2 separate regions of the Homo sapiens genome follow, and region 1 is linked to region 2. The links are chromatin loops, found by intact Hi-C in ENCODE. Cell type or tissue: chondrocyte. All regions are shown on one strand.

Region 1 (8,000 bases), 150 kb before region 2:
CCTGGTAGATCCAGAGTCTCACAGGACTAACTCCACAGCATCCACCACCAGAAGCAGCCCTTCCCAAGTCCCCACTCCCAGATCTCTGCTGACCTCTAGAGGGTCCAGCCATCACAGCACAGGCTCTGGCCACCCGCCCCCGCCAATCCCCGTCGTGCCTGATTCCGTACTGGGCAACGCACACTGTCAAGGCTGTCTTGTTGGACGCAAAAATTAGAGAATGTTGCAGTACTTCATCTTCCAGTCTCAAAAAAAAAAAAAAAAACTTATCATCCGAATCCTCCCAATCTTCCCAAACTGAACTCTTCATTCACACCACACAATGAAGGTCAGTTTCAAGGTGGTAAAGTGAAGTAAGCATCAATCGGACATTGCTACATTAAAAATAATTTTTTTGCCTTCCTAAAAGTCATCTAATCTTTCCCTCTCTAGACTACAAAAGGACTTAGTAGCTCACGTGCCATCTGACTTTTTCCGGAGTATGGCAATTAACTCAGGAGCTTTTTCGTTCTCCTTTTTTTTCCCTGTATCAGTCCAACCTAACTGGTTTGCCACTAATTACTTTTTCCTACACAGATACGTGTTCATCATGTCCTCACCTGTCTCAAGATAATAAGCTTTGAAGACACATCATCCTTTCAACCCAGTCATACAGTTGAGAAGTTCACACAAGAAGTTACCTTCCTTTCTCTGTGAAGGGACAAATTGCCTCAACTCTCATGCAAGGACCGCCCTCCCCCCAACCTTCGTCTGTCTTGTAGTGAGCCTCTGGGACTCCCATGGGGGAAGGGGCACCCAGCACAGCCCTCACAGCGTGGTTGGGTCACGATTCATGCTTATTTATTTGCCTGACAACTGCTCAGGAGATGAAGAAAAAAATGGGATAAAAGCATATTCTTCAACCTCGTTGAGCTGTGGGATGAAATATCTATTTTGCAAATAATGATTCCAGGTAGGAGGGCAGTGAGGAATGGGGCTCATGAGAAGCGAGTGTTTTATTACACAATTTCTAAAATATGAGCACTTCATGCTCTTTCATTATCGTACATTATTACAGTTCTATAAAAATCATTTCTAGGAAATCAATCCCAACGTTTCAAAGCCTTCCAAAAAGAGCTGGGAGGCAGAGTTTAGAAGAAGCCTGTAAATAGAGAAATTATACTTTCAGCTTTATGTAATAAGATTTACTATGGCACTGTCCACACTCAGACCTAGTCAACCCTGCATGAGGAATGCAGTGACTAGGGATTTATAGAGTTCCTCCCTGGCCACAATTTCAAAAGACAGCAACATTTTTGACTGACCTGGAAAAAAGTCAGATGGCACGTCAGCTACTAAGTCTTTTTGTAGTCAATACTAGAGAGGGAACGATGAGGTGACTTTTAGGAAGGCAAAAAAAAAAAAATTAATGTAACAATGTCCAATTTTGAACATTTTCCAGGTGCGAAGACAGAGGCCCAGATAGTGTGAGTGAAATTACTTTTAGTGAAAGCCAGTGAGGCAGTGATAAATCCGTTTCTATTTACAGTTGTACGATTTCTCCACCTGGTGCATAGTGGGTTTGGGGAGCGTCTCCACTCCACCCTCATCCGTCTCTAGTATTTTCCCCCCCCTTCTTTGGAATCCAGGTTTTCGTTCCAGGAAGTGCATTAACTTGCGGGATAATTTGCTGATCACACTGGTACAGAAACCATTGAGAGGCTTTAGACTCCTACTCATAGGGATCAAGACCTGGAGACAAAGGAGTCAAGGGAAGCCCCATGGCCTAACCACAGCCCTAGGAATATCCCCAATGCCTAAGGAAACCCATTCAATCCATCTAAGCTTCAAAGTGTCACCAAACTGAGGAAAAGCCAGTGGAGTTAGTCCATAAGTCCACTTTGAATGGTGATGATGCCTTCATAGCTACAAGCATTTCACGTACCTCTCCTCACTTTATCTTCATAAAACATTCATTGAAAGATTGAAAGGATAGTCCTAGCACAGCACTTCTCAAACTCTAATGTGAACAGGCATCCCCTGTAAATGTGTTAAAATACAAATTCTGACTCAATAGGTCTGAAGGGGTGGTCGGGGGACTGAGGCTTCATGGTTCTAAAAAGCCCCCAGGTGATGTCGATTCTGCTGCTCTGAGGACCATACTTGGAATAGCAAAGGCTTAGAGCACAATTTGGAAACCACAGTTCTAAGGATTGAAAAGGCAGTAGCAATGAGTAGCTCACCAGCCTGGGCTCAAGTGGGATGTTAACCAGATGATATTTCCTGCATTACTATTTTATTAACACCTGACAGAATTGAAGAGCTATACCGCATGGGGGAAAGATCTCTGGAGAACATTTTCTGATGGAGACCAGGAAAGGAGTGAAACAAGATTTACTCACGAGAGAAGCGGGCCAGTGGTCTGGCATTCTTGTCTCCAGCTTCATTTGCAACTAGAAAAAAAAAAGAGGATGCAATTTAAATAAATAAAGCAATGTGTCCACCAAATATGCCCCAATACAGCCAATCCCCTGGATGCTTTGACATCGGGCTGTATTTAAGAGTCTTTGTAAGTGAATAAAAGCAACTTTACTCCCTCCGTGTCTGTATTTCCAAGGCTGCCCTCAACACCTAAATGAAGTCAAATGTCTCAATCATTTTGATTAGAATATTTGGATGAAGCTAGAGAGGATCTCAACAACATCCAGTTTAGTAGGCCTAAAGAAGTTAATTGGCTTACATCCACTTAGTAAGAGGCACACACACCAGCTTCCAAGCTAGTGGACGTCCTTTGGCCCCAAGAGTCCTCTAACAGTGCTGTCTGTCAACATGCAAATGCACCCCAAGCATCGAAATGAATCTGGTTTCCTAGGATCCATAGGGGCAAAGCTGAGGCAGGAATTTCGGAAGATAAATAAAAAGCTGGCTTTATGTTCAGAAAGATATTAAATTTAGATGCTAACAAACAGGGAAGTTCATTAATAGAATTGTTCAGAAAACTGCCCTAGAAACCTTACCCCTAAAGCTTCTCAGCAGGGCAGGCTACCTCCTACGAAAAGTCTCCATATAACTTATCATTGGATAGAGTCATATTTAATGTCCCTTATAACTTATGAACCCATTGTATTGGGTAAAAGAGATTGGTTGTTAAGGGGAAACACAGGTTTCACTCATTTTAAATACCATGTTTCATGCCCATAAACATTATACCTTGGTTGTTGTATGTATACATAGCAGACAGACATGGGTATTTGTGATCTACTTGGATAAATGCCTAAAGCAATCAACAAGAAACACCTGTTCATTCTAGCTGAGAAAAAAGCATTCAATGCATCAACAGAATAAAGGAGATTGCTAACGTCATCATGAATGTATGAGAAGTTGCAGCAAAAGGACAAAACCAATACAGTAACTACTTTCTAAACTTATTATATCGTTTTACAAAGAATGAAAGAAGTCGAAAAATTTATTCCACCCTCTCACAAAGGTAAGTATTTTAAAATTTACTGCATTTGAGCAATTTTTTAAAAATTAATGGATTCCATCTCAGTATATTTTGTTTTTCTGGCATTAGCTTTGCCTCACCATCTACACTCTATTACTAATAAGGCCAATTACTAATTTGGGCAATTTGTCTATTACTAATTTGGGCAATTTTTAAAAATTAATAAATTACATCTTAGTATCTTTTGTTTTTCTGGGTATTAGCTTTGCTTTATCATCTGCACTCTTACTATATATTACTATATATAAGATGTTATATAAAAATGACCAGCAGGGGGAGGCAATAATTCATCCAGCTCCCATCGTCTGTCACACCGCAGCATTTCAAAAAAAGAAAGAAATGGGCCTGGCGCGGGTGGCTCACGCCTGTAGTCCGGCACTTTGGGAGGTCGAGGCGGTCGGGTCACGAGGTCAGGAGACCAGCCTGCCCAAGATGGTGAAACCCCATCTCTACTAAAAATACGAAAAATTAGCCGGGCGTGGTGGTGGGCGCCTGTAATCCCAGCTACTCGGGAGGCTGAGGCAGGAGAATCAATTGAACCTGGGAGGTGGAAGTTGCAGTGAGTCGAGATTGTGCCACTACACTCCTGCCTGGGAGACAAAAGCGAAACTCTATCTCAAAAAATAAAAAGAAAGAAATTAAATAATTACTACACTCTGCACCAAATACATTTTAAAAGAAAAGATTTCCATTTCAAAAAAAAGATCTAGAAGTTCTAAGAACAATGGCTATTCTTGCTGTCTTCTAAAATGTTTTGTAGAACCACCACATGAATATAAATAATTCACATTCATATTCCTGCCTCCACTCAGAGCTACATCCAAAGTATTTCAGAACAATGGTCAACTATCTCAGTAGAAGTCTTTAACCACAACTGCATATCCTCACATCAGGAAAATTTGGATGTTATCATAGCTAAGTATTAAAAAAATCTTATGAGCACTTGGAAAGCTCTCAAGAGTTGTCTATAACCAAAGTTATCTTATAATAAAAAAAAAGGGGGGGGTAAGAAAAGAGAGAGGGGAGGGAGGGACGGAGGAAGAACAAATGAGTCCCAGTTAGGTATAGACATGAATTTCCATGGCCTTGAGTTCAACTTATTTCTTCCATTTAGACACCGCAAATGTCTGAAGAAAGAAATAGAGCTGGGTGGGGCATAGTGGCTCACACCTGTAATCCCGGCACTGTGGGAGGCTGAGGCAGGAGGAACACTTGAGCTCCCGAGTTTGAGACCAGCCTGGGCAACATAGTGAGACCCTGTCTCCACAAAAAAAGTTTTAACAACTTAGCCGGGTGTGGTGGAGCATGCCTGTAATGCCAGCTACTCGGGAAGCTGCAGCAGAAGGATCACTTGAGCCCAGGAGGTTGAGGCTGCAGTGAGCTGTGATCAAACCACTGCACTCCAGCCTGGGCAACAGAACGAGAACCTATCTCAAAAAAAAAAAAAAAAAAAAGAAAGAAAGAAAAAAGAAAAAGAAATAGATCCAGGGTTTTACCAAAACCTTTGCTGCAGAAACTTTAAAATGACATTTTAAAATGGGATTACAAAGACCATTGCAATTGCTGAGAACACAGGCAACCACCTAAATGCTCAGCTTGGAGTGTGCACATTCTCCAAGAGTGTGCACATTCCTCCAAGAATAAAAGAACAGAGACACCAATGTCACTATTTCACACGCAGCAATAGCCACATCTTCACTCAGCCGGGCCCTCCCTGCCCACCACCCTATCCAAGGATGGGAATTGCTGACCCAGATCCAAGTCACGCCAGGAAAGGCAAGAATCAGGATCCAGACCAGTGGGACACCAGGAGAGTTTCCTCTATCCAGAAGGAATTTGAACCTCGCCACCAGCGTGATTTCCCTACAAACATACCCAATGCCACACTCCACTACTAGAGGGTCTCCCGTGATGCTGTAGCCCCTACAGAACACAATCCAGCTCACCTGCACCAACTTATTCTCCCACCTCATTTCCCAGAGCATACTCCAGCACTCGGTCACATGCGCTAGATGGACAATCCCACACACGCCCTTCACACACTCTTCCTGCCTGGCTCTGGCTCCTGCTGCCTGCTAGCCTTGGTGTACTCCTCCCTCATCTTCACCTGGCCAACTCCTTACTCATCCTTTAAGATCCAGGTGGAGCCATTCACTTCTGAAAAGCCTCCTCGCCTCACACCCCACCTTCTCCATCCCCCAGATCTTTGCCCATATGCGTAACTCCCCTTCCCACACCTGCCTGTTGTTCTCAAACTTCAGCAGGCATCAGAACCACCGAGCAGGTTTCTTAGAATACAGTTTCTAATTTGATGCATCTGGTGTGAGGCCCAAGAATTTACATGTCTGACAAGCTCCCAGGTGATATGGTGGGTGCTGGTCTGGGGATCATAAAAGCTACCCCACCCAAGGCAAGGATCATCACTTTTTATCATTGTAATTTCCATTCTTTTGTACAGTGACTATGCATTCAGTCAATATTTTTGGAACTCAAGTAGACTGAATGCCACAAACAGCTTAGTAGACCAGACATCTCAGACTGCCTTCCAGATGACTATAGGAAGCCCCAGGTGTGTTTTGTTTGGTCTCACTATGCTTTCAATTTTTAAACAATTGTCAGCCCACATTTAAAAACCAAGAGATTTCAAATAGAAATACATATTACTGGCTTCCTTCAAATTACTGGGGCGATTGGAACACAAGGCCCCCGTCCCACATGACAGCCATGGATCAACACTGAGATGGTCCCTCGGTGGCTCTGCCTCCTGGATATTCAGAATGCAACTCTATGCTGACTATTGTTGGACTATACACTCTGCATGGTCTAGAAGGCAGGTGAAAACAGAACCTCTTAAAGGGCTTAAAGACTGAAACTAAAATTCAACAGATGCTAGCACTACAAAAAGTGCTGTCGCCCGGCTCGTCAAGCCCTTCTGTCCCCAGTGCACAACTGCCCAGATGCGTGTGACAGTCCAACAGCACGCTGCAGGCCTGTTCGGACACACCCAGGCTTCTCCACTGGCACAGGAGCCCTCAAACACTGCTGCTTGCCTTGCATGTTTAAAAGTATACAGCAAGCTTTCACAATACAGTAGATGTTCCGTTTATCAGGTGCAATTAGAGCTTAAATGTGGTGAGATCTTATAAGAATGATTATGTAGGTTTATGGAAAGTTATCTATGCCATACTGCTCACAAAACACAGATTCTAGTTCAGAATGCATAAGGATTCTATTGACGTTCAGTTGCGTGTCTAGGCTACATGTGTATATAGGCACAGAGGGATGAGTAGAAGTGTGGTCACCAGATATATTAACAGTTATTTCTCCTGTGTGGTGGCATTTGAGAAAATCTGTAACTTTTGAAATACTTTTCTGCATAAACTCAATAGTTTATGATAATCAGGAAAAAATGTTTTTATTAGAGGGTATAAAACAATTGGCTATTGCTCTCTTTCAAAATATACATATTATTTTGGATATGTTTGTATATATATGTACATGTGTATGTATATGTGTGTATGTAAAAAACTTTTTATACATACACAGGTATAAATGTTTATACTATTTTTATACATACACGGACACATATATACATTTTATACACAAGTATATATGTAAAAAACATGTATATATATATATAAAATATGTTTTAGATTCTGATTTAAGGGTAGTCCTGGATCACAGAATTCAAGGCACCTGCCATCTCTAGTCCAAGAGGGCTCCTTGTAAGACTCAAGAAATGCATCTCTTACCCCTCTCTCCAGGGATCCCACACATTTTAGGTCAGTGGTTTCCAGCCCTGGACACACATTGGAATCACCTAGGGAATGTTACAAAATATTGATGCCCAGACCACACCCCAGACCAATTACACAGGGCCTCTAGGGGTAGGACTCAAGCATCAGTGTTTTTTAAGCCCCTGATCCCAGTGAGCAGCCGAAGTTGAGAAGCACTAATAAATGGTGCAACTCCGTACATCTTTACCAAAGGCAGGAGGACATGGCTTTGATTCCTTCAAAAATAATTACCCCTATTCACTTCTTCTTTTCAGGATGCTGTTGCTTTGTCAAAATCCTGAATCGAGCGAGGTATATCTCTGCTTTAAGAAAACTTCAACCATTAAGATGCAAACCTAACTATGGAGACCTATTAGTGGGCAACTCTTTGCATTGTAAACGGTTCTTTATAAAAGGATTCACCTCACATTGCCTCTATCCTTCAGCATATGTGGATTGAGCACCACCTGGGCGCTGGGCAGTGAACTAGACTCAAGGAGGGTTGCAACAATGGATTCCACCCAACCTGGACATACAAGCAAGTAAGGGAGGCAAACTGTGCCTGTCAATCTGGGTTTATCCAAGTGTGATCAGCTAGGGAAGTGACTTGATGATGATGATGATGATGATGATGCAGGTTCCTTGGTCCTGTGGCAGATCCACTGGGTCAGAATCCCTGCAAGTGAGGACAGGACCCTAGGTTGTAAACCAGGGGTCCCCAACCCCTGGGCCACAGAACC
Region 2 (8,000 bases):
TTTCTTTATTTTGACTAATATATTTTTAAGTCTTTTTAGTCTACAGGTATTGCCTGTAGTTTTTGTTTTTTTTTTTTTTCTAGTTTGTTAGATTCTGGATCCAACTATGGTGCACAGATGGCATTTGACCAACATATTTTTAAATCTTTTTAGTCTACAGGTATTGCCTCCATTCTTTTTTATTTTCCTTGCAATTTATTTGAGTGTATTGTCTTTGAGATTGTTTTAAATTTCTTGCATGAGAGGAACTGGAGCTTGGAGGAGTTTATGAAATGATATAGAAGAAGGTATTTTTCTCTTTTTCATATTTGTCTTATTTTAGAAATATCCATTTGGGAGCTGAAATGAAAACATCCACTTCCTCACTCCCAGTGTACCCAACTGAATATCATGACATCAATACAATCTCCTCAGGTCCATGGTTAGATAACTATTGTCTTCTTGAAAATCAACCCAGGATCCCAAAGGACCAAAATCACTGAGAGAAGGCCCCAGTCCAGGGAGCAACAGACAACAACAGGAGAACTTTTGGCATATTCATTCCGTTTGCATTTGCCTGTTTTCTTTCTCCTCTATGACTTCCAAGATCCCTCCCAAAGCGTGATTCTATGATTCTTGTAGAGTCTTAGGACATCTAAAACCCCCAGAAAAAACTTAACTGCCAAATTATTTCAGGAGAATAAAATACACCAGATGCCAGGCCAACTCCTTGAGCTTTGATGAATATAGATATTTGGCCAGTAGTGATAAATGTGGAGAAACCTCTTTTTCCCTTCATCAATCACAATTGTTGGAATGCTATTATCTAGTTGACACACAGAGATCTCTGCAGTTTTCTAACTTTAAAAGTTTGGGCCAGGTGCAGTAGCTCATGCCTGTAATCTTGGTACTTCAGGAAGTCAAAGCAAGAGAATCACTTGAGGCCAGAAGTTTGAGACCAGTCTGAGCAACATAGTGGGACCCTGTCTCACACAAAAAAATTTTTTAATATTAACTGAGCATGGTGATGCATACCTGTACTCCCAGCTACTTAGGAGGCCGAGACTGCAATGAGCTGTGATCTCACCACTGCACTCCACCCTAGGTGACAGAATGATACCTTGTTTAAAAAAAAGTTTGTAAAAATCCTTGCAGGGGAAGAGCCCAAGCTCATGAGTTTGGGAGGGCCACACAACCTGTCCCAGAGTTCTGCCTAGGAATTGAGAGATATGGATCCTCACTCAGTCATTGCCACTCATGTGTAATTTGGTCTCACACACAACTTCCTCATTTGTGCAGAAGCCTCCTCAACCCAGCCTTCCAGACAATTATCAGCATTCAGTGAGAGTCAGTACAAAAGATGAAACACTTGCTATCCCTGGGCCAGAAGATCTCTCTAAGGCCTAAGGGCCCTGATGACTCTTTAAGCTTTTTCTTTTTACATTCCAAATCTTCTTTGCAAAGGCAATTCTGATTTCAGTGGCCATTGGAGTTTCCCTCTCTGGAGGACTTCGTCTTGTTTCAGAGCTTGGCACCTGGTCGCTTCTCTCAGAGTCAGGAGCTCTCATCCCTGGCAGGAACCAACCCCTGGCTTTCTCACTCTCTCAACACCCCAAAGCTCTTAAAGCCCTAGAAGGGTCCCAGGTAACTAACCACAGCTCCTTCACCCACAAAGCAGTGCAGAAAGCCAGAGCTGGCTCAAGTAAAGGGAGTCCCAAGTGTGAAAGTCAATCTCCGCGAACATGAAAGCTGCCCTGGCAGTTAATAAGGGGAGCTCTGAGCTTCTGATTCTATGGGAAGGCAAGATGGCTGGGACCATCTCAGTCCAGAAGCAGGCTAAGCCTCCCTTAGCCCTCAATGCAGACTTAAATAGAAAACACGCAGCCCTGCCCAAGAGGGGCAGTGCACACTCCAAACATCCACTGCAGCAGCTCGCTAGGTTGAGAGGGTTTTGACTGAAACCAAAGAGAAGGCATCGTGGCACACACTCCTTGGAGTGTTACAGTGCCCCTCCCTTTTCTGCAATGTGTCCCCCACCATCCCCTCAAATCTTTCTCCGTTTCTGCTTCCCCCCAAATCCTATCAATTCCTCCCCATGTGTCAAGATCTAGCAAGATCCGACATAAATGGCACTACTCTCTCAGCATTCCCTCCTCTAAGTTCCCTTAGCAGTTTGTTCCTATTTCTAAGATAGTTTTTAATGTGCCATATCATAGTTATTTGTTTATTCACCTGCCAAGCTCCCCAGGGACAGGGACTATGACTTATTTATCTTTGCAACTCCCTGGTTTGTCCCAGAGCCTGGCGAAAGGAAGGGACTCAACAAATGGCGACTGAATGAAAAATGCAATACATACTCTCTGAAGGAGCTGCAAGTTTTGATAAATATAGTAGATGGATTTTCTCAAAGCTCTCATTTAAGCTAAGATACAAATTTATTTCCAAAAGTTCTCCCATCATACTCTCAAATGTTAAAGTATAATCCATTTGGCTCTCATTTTTCATTTCACTGGGATGTGTTCCTCATTGAGAGAAAATCTACTGATAATATCTTGACAGATAATTGGACAATAGGGGGAACCTATGCACAGAGTAGACAATGGAGAAACCAAGAAACACTTTTAGATGGAAAATAATTCTCAGCTCAATCAGAAAGTGGATGGATGATCCATGAGGGATATGGTAGAGGACAGGGATAAAATGTCTGAGCAGAGGATCACCAAGGCTCCAGCCAACATTCAGGTTTTAGAACCCCAAGAAATCAGAAGTGCTTTCATCTAGGAAACTGGTTCACTGGCAAAGACCCCACAATGTCTTTTTCAGCAACATAGTGTTTCTCATGCACTCAGAGAGCAAAGAGAAAAAAGGTTGGCTCCTTGTTAATTACAATGATCTTGACTTGATGACAGTAAGAGAGAAATACTCGCTTAGTAAAACAAAACCTTGCTGCCTAGAAAGCTGTTAAAAGTGGACACAAGACCATGAAGACATGAGCCCTGAGTGAATTATAGTTGTTTCCTTAACCCAGGTGTTTTGAATTATTTAGAATCTCATTTAGATGGGCACATTATAGAATTATATTCACAAATCATCGTGAAAATTATAAAATGTCTTCCAGCTCCTCTGGCCACAAAAGAAGTACCATGGACAGTCTGTCAAGAATCCCTTTGAAGGGAAACATCAGCCTCCTCACCCCTGCAAATTAGCTGATGGTCTGTTAGTTTATTTTATTTAATATGCCATGGTCACCTAATCACCTACTTCTGCTATTCCAGCCTTGATTTTTCAGATTTATATTGAATCAGTCGCATGTGCTTTTCATACATACAACTCATTTTCTTTACAAATGAACTATGAATAAGTGTATTCCAGGCTGATTTCCATAGCTAAGAGAGTGAAATTCATCCCCGGGTTTGAAAAGCGAGAGTACAGTGCATGTGCACCAGATGAAGACTCCTCGAGGGGACATGCTAGATGAATGCCACTTATTTTTTGCCAAGATCTACACACACCACATCCTTCCTAATCTGGAAAAAGCCTGTCTTCACTTCTGAGCATATCATTTGTGTATAAAAACTTTAGGCCGGGCTCAGTGGCTCATGCCTGTAATCCCAGCACTTTGGGAGGCCAGGCGGGTGGATCACGAGGTCAGGATATTGAGACCATCCTGGCAAACACTGTGAAACCCCGTCTCTAATAAAAATACAAAAAAAATTAGCCGGGCATGGTGGCAGGTGCCTGTAGTCCCAGCTACTTGGGAGGCTGAGGCAGGAGAATGGCATGAACCTGGGAGGTGGAGCTTGCAGTGAGCAGAGATCGCACCACTGCACTCCAACCTGGGCAACAGAGCGAGATTCCATCACACACAAAAAAAAAACCTTTAAGTGACTGTGTTGTGGCTGAACAGTGTGCAATTCAGAGAAAATATAAAATAAAACACATTTGAATTTAAATTTCAGCCACCTTTTTAAAATAAGTTCTGTCTTCTTTCTGTTCTTTGCTCTGAGCACTAGTTTCAGAATGGAACCATTTTAACAGGAAACTCAACTAATGGACTTTGGAGGAACTAAAATGTTGAGAAAGGCTTAGAAAGTGGGTATTCAAATAGAATTAGGCGGGCTAAACCGGGTGCCCAGCTCAGGGGGAAAGTTGTGAAATCAGCAGATCCCTCAAACTCACTGTAACAAGCCCCCGTTCTGTTTCCCTACCTGGAGATGATTTTCAGGACCTAACACCAGCATTTCTTTATCTATAGTGCCATCTGGTGAGTACATGCCTTCACTGTGGTAACACGTAAATCACTGGAGCCTGCAACCTATCAATGGCCCTTCCAAGCTATCAGGTAGACATCAGCTGGCATTTTCCTGGGGTTTAGATCCTGCTCAGTGGGGAGGATCTGCATCTTTAGGCCCAAGATCTCAGAAGTGTCCAGCTTCATCTGGAGACTCAAAGTGTTCATGAGTTTGTGTCTTACATCTAATTTGCAATTCTAAAGTTTTCCAATTTGCAGGGGCACTTCCATGGGGCAGGCAGTGACCCCAGCAGAGGCCTGCTGACCTTATGCTCTGGACCGGAGAGCTACACTGTCTCCTAAGAGAAAGTGCCCGGCACTGCTCCCAGCACTGTGTTATCTTCTATTATGTTTGGCTTTCTGTTTTCCTCCTCCCCTTCCCACGCAGTGTCTGTCAAAATCTGTTCATTACAGGTCCACAACCTAACAAATATTCCCAAACCAAAACAAGACTTTGCCCATGCCCTCCAGAACAAGCTTGCCAAACACAAGAGTATCTTTCCTTCTGCAACCCCGACAGGCATGTTTGTTCTTCGGAACTTAATGTTGACTTCAAAAGACAGAAGGAATGGGAATTGGAAACAAATAATTCTAAATATGCCAAATAGCAGCACAATATAATTAGACTCAAACAGCAGCCCCTCTCAAGCTGCAGTGTGTTCATTGGCAAGAGGAGTTGATAATATAGACCACAGCTCCTTCACAGGTTGTGGTAAGGATCGAATCAGAGCTCTATAAAGAACTCTGCTGAGCTCTGTAAAGAGACTAGACAGCGGGCAAGTGGGGGTGTGGAAAGTGGGGCAGAGACTGTCTTGAGCCTGCATGGATAACTCTGCATCCCCAGAGTCAGGAAGAGAGCTGGGCACATGCAGCACAACCAACAGTCATTGAGCACTACTGGGTGCAGGGAGTGTTGTAGTCTTCACCGTTCTATGAATGAGAACTTACTATTGTTCCCATTTTACAGGTGAGGAAATTGAGACACAGGAAAGGTAAGTAATTTGCTCAGGATCATATAGTTGGCAAATAGCAAAGTGGGGATTTCGATCCAGCATTCCATATCTCCCTCTCCTGCTTTATTCTTCTCCATAGCATACCTCATCATCTCATCATCTAACATTGTGTGTGTGTGTGTCTGTGTGTGTGTGTGTGTGTAACAGTCTCTCTTCAACCAAACTTTACTTAGGCTCTTCTGAGCTCTCTTCTCAGCTAGGCCTTGACCTTGGCTCCTGTCCTTGCTGGGCCTGCATCGAATCCTGCTAAAGTGGTTTAGTGAGAATCCCCACCCTTGATATCTGACGCCCTTGATATATGATCAAATTCCTCATCCCCCACCTTTGGTATATAAGCTTTTCACCTGCCTTCAGCAAAAATCCAGTTAAGTCAGTTTAGCAAGAATTTCTCTACCCTTGATGTCTCTTCCTAGTAACTTTTCATCCTCCGACCACCTCCCTTTCCCCGAACCCTGCTCCTTGGTTATAAATCCCCGTTTTTCCATGTTGTATTCAGAATTGAGCTCAGTTCAATACTGAGGTGTCTTTTCCCCTATTGCAATAATTTCTAAATAAAATCTGTGTTTAGTACTTTACTGTCTGGCTCTCGTTCTCCTTAACGGTATGTATGTGTATATTATATGTGAATATATGTATATGTATATGTATATGACTCATTTATTTTATTCATCATCTATCTTTCCCACTAAATTGTAAATCCTGAAGGCAGGAGACTTTGCCTGCCTTGTTGCCTCTATGTCTCCAATACCTACAAGAGTGCCTAGCACACATAGTAAGTGCTCGGTTAACATTTATTGAGTGAATAAACACATGCACGCATGAATCCAGCTCCAAAGCTTGCACTCTTAATCACTATGTTTTATTGTGTTTCTATAAATGATCATTCTTTTTACCTTATTTAAATATAAATTGTATAAATGTAAGAGGCTGTCTTATTTTTTGACCCAAATCATTGTGGTCTCTTCTACTCCATTCGGCTCAATTTCCTCACTGTTCCCAGCACAACTGTTCCATTCTCATGGAAGAGCCTTTGCTCATGCAGTTCCTCCACCTGAAATGCCTTCCTTCCTCCCCAGCACCCATCCAAATCTCATCCATTCTTCAAGATCAACTCAAATGCCACCCCATCCAGGAAGTCTCCAATGCACCCACCCAAGCACATCCATTCCTCCATTGACTCCTCCTATAATTACAGATGGGCTACATTTGCATTTATTTTAAACCAAGTATGGCCACCATACTTGATTGCAGATTTCTGGGAGAATAAGGACGATATCTTCCCTGACTCTGAATTCCACACCGAGCCCAGCAAAGGCCAGACTCTCCCTTGGTATTCAGTGGCCACCACTTAGAGGGCAGAGACCAACTCTCAACTCACTCTCCTGATCACGGGACATGGGGGCTGACCAATCTGGAATGAAAAGAAACAATGAATGGGACATCTATGCTTACCATGAAACGTTAATTGTCTTTGCGATCTATAAAGTGTCTGGGAGCAAAACATGATTAGTAAGATGAGAGACCTAAAGCAAGCCCTCCACTCCTATCTGTTGTCATGGTTACCATTATCAAAGATGGTAGTGAGAGATATCCAGTGGTTGTGAGAGGACAAAACACAAGTGAGGGCAGTATCACTTTTTCCTCCTTTGCCTCAAGGCAGAGGTCTTTCTCATTTTGTGAACCTGTGTGATCTGACTTCAAAGGGAAGCGGTGGAGAGTGTGCAGCGCTGCTCTGGTTCTTGTCCATTCAGATGCTGTAAAGCCAAAGCTTTGGAGGAGGAGGAGAAACCTGGGGCCAGCTTCATGGGGTGTAACAGGTGGGATGGCACAGGGCTCCACTCTCAAAAGGGACCACACTTGGTTTTGATGCTGTTCTGACCCCATTTTGAAATTTGTACTAATTTACAAACAAGGGGCCCTGCATTTTCATCATGCACTGAGCCCAGCAGATTATGAGGCTGGTCTTGAGGAAATCCTTTAGGAGATAGAAAGAAAAGTATATTTGCTTCTGCTCTCTGAAGACATAAAATTTCCCTGTCTAAACTCAAAGACTTGGGATCGGAAAATATGAAGACAAAGGCAATAGAAACCCATGAGGTGACCTAATAATAACAACAACAGCAGCAGCTAACACTAAGTGAGCACTTACTGTATGCTAGGCACGGTTGAAGAGCTTTATGGGTACGAATTCATTTAATCTTAAAAACAATCGTAGGAAGGAGGTATTAGCTCTATCCTATTTTACAGGCATGGAGGAAAGGGGAGGATGGGGAGCGAAAAGAAGGGACTTATTTAACACACAACTATTAAGTGTGAGACACCATGCAGGGCACCTTCACACCCGAGGCCTCATTCAGTACTCATAGCTTTGTACAGTTGGGGAAGCTGGGGTGAAGCCAACTGCGCAGGTTCTCACAGGTAGTAGGAGCTCAAGCAGGCATCCAGCTGAGTTCTGCCTCCAGGTCCTATCTGCAGTCTTTCACGGTAGGTGCAAAGGCAGGATGCCCTAAGATGTCTAATCCATGAGATGCTGGAGACAGCATTTAGAATCCCAGCCCCTTCATCCCTGTCTGTAGAACCACACCCAAAGCAGCAGGATTATATGTCATCTTTGCTAATTAGAATGCTCTGGTTGGGTAGCTGTTTTTTGGATGGTTTATGAGTACAGCAATCCTTCTTTATTACATTTGCTAGGTGGCTGAATTTTTTAAGCAATA

What was found. Peaks named below come from ENCODE experiments on the same cell type or tissue, not always from the same donor. Only the 100,000 strongest peaks of a DNase experiment are listed, where the experiment ranks them.
Region 1: it touches region 2 in a loop (7-fold over the local background); 75 of 110 quality-filtered maps call a loop at or near these places.

The regions. Positions count from the first base shown.
Region 1 is chr7:32,207,108-32,215,107 of GRCh38, forward strand. It overlaps a transcript of PDE1C not described here. Among named protein-coding and RNA genes, the nearest start is that of PDE1C, 140 kb to the left of the region's middle. In chondrocyte, CTCF peaks have their summits at 93, 294, 3,754 (motif pointing right) and 3,966; no DNase peak of the experiment used is centred here.
Region 2 is chr7:32,353,492-32,361,491 of GRCh38, forward strand. It overlaps a transcript of PDE1C not described here. Among named protein-coding and RNA genes, the nearest start is that of LSM5, 130 kb to the right of the region's middle. In chondrocyte, a CTCF peak has its summit at 4,239 (motif pointing left); no DNase peak of the experiment used is centred here.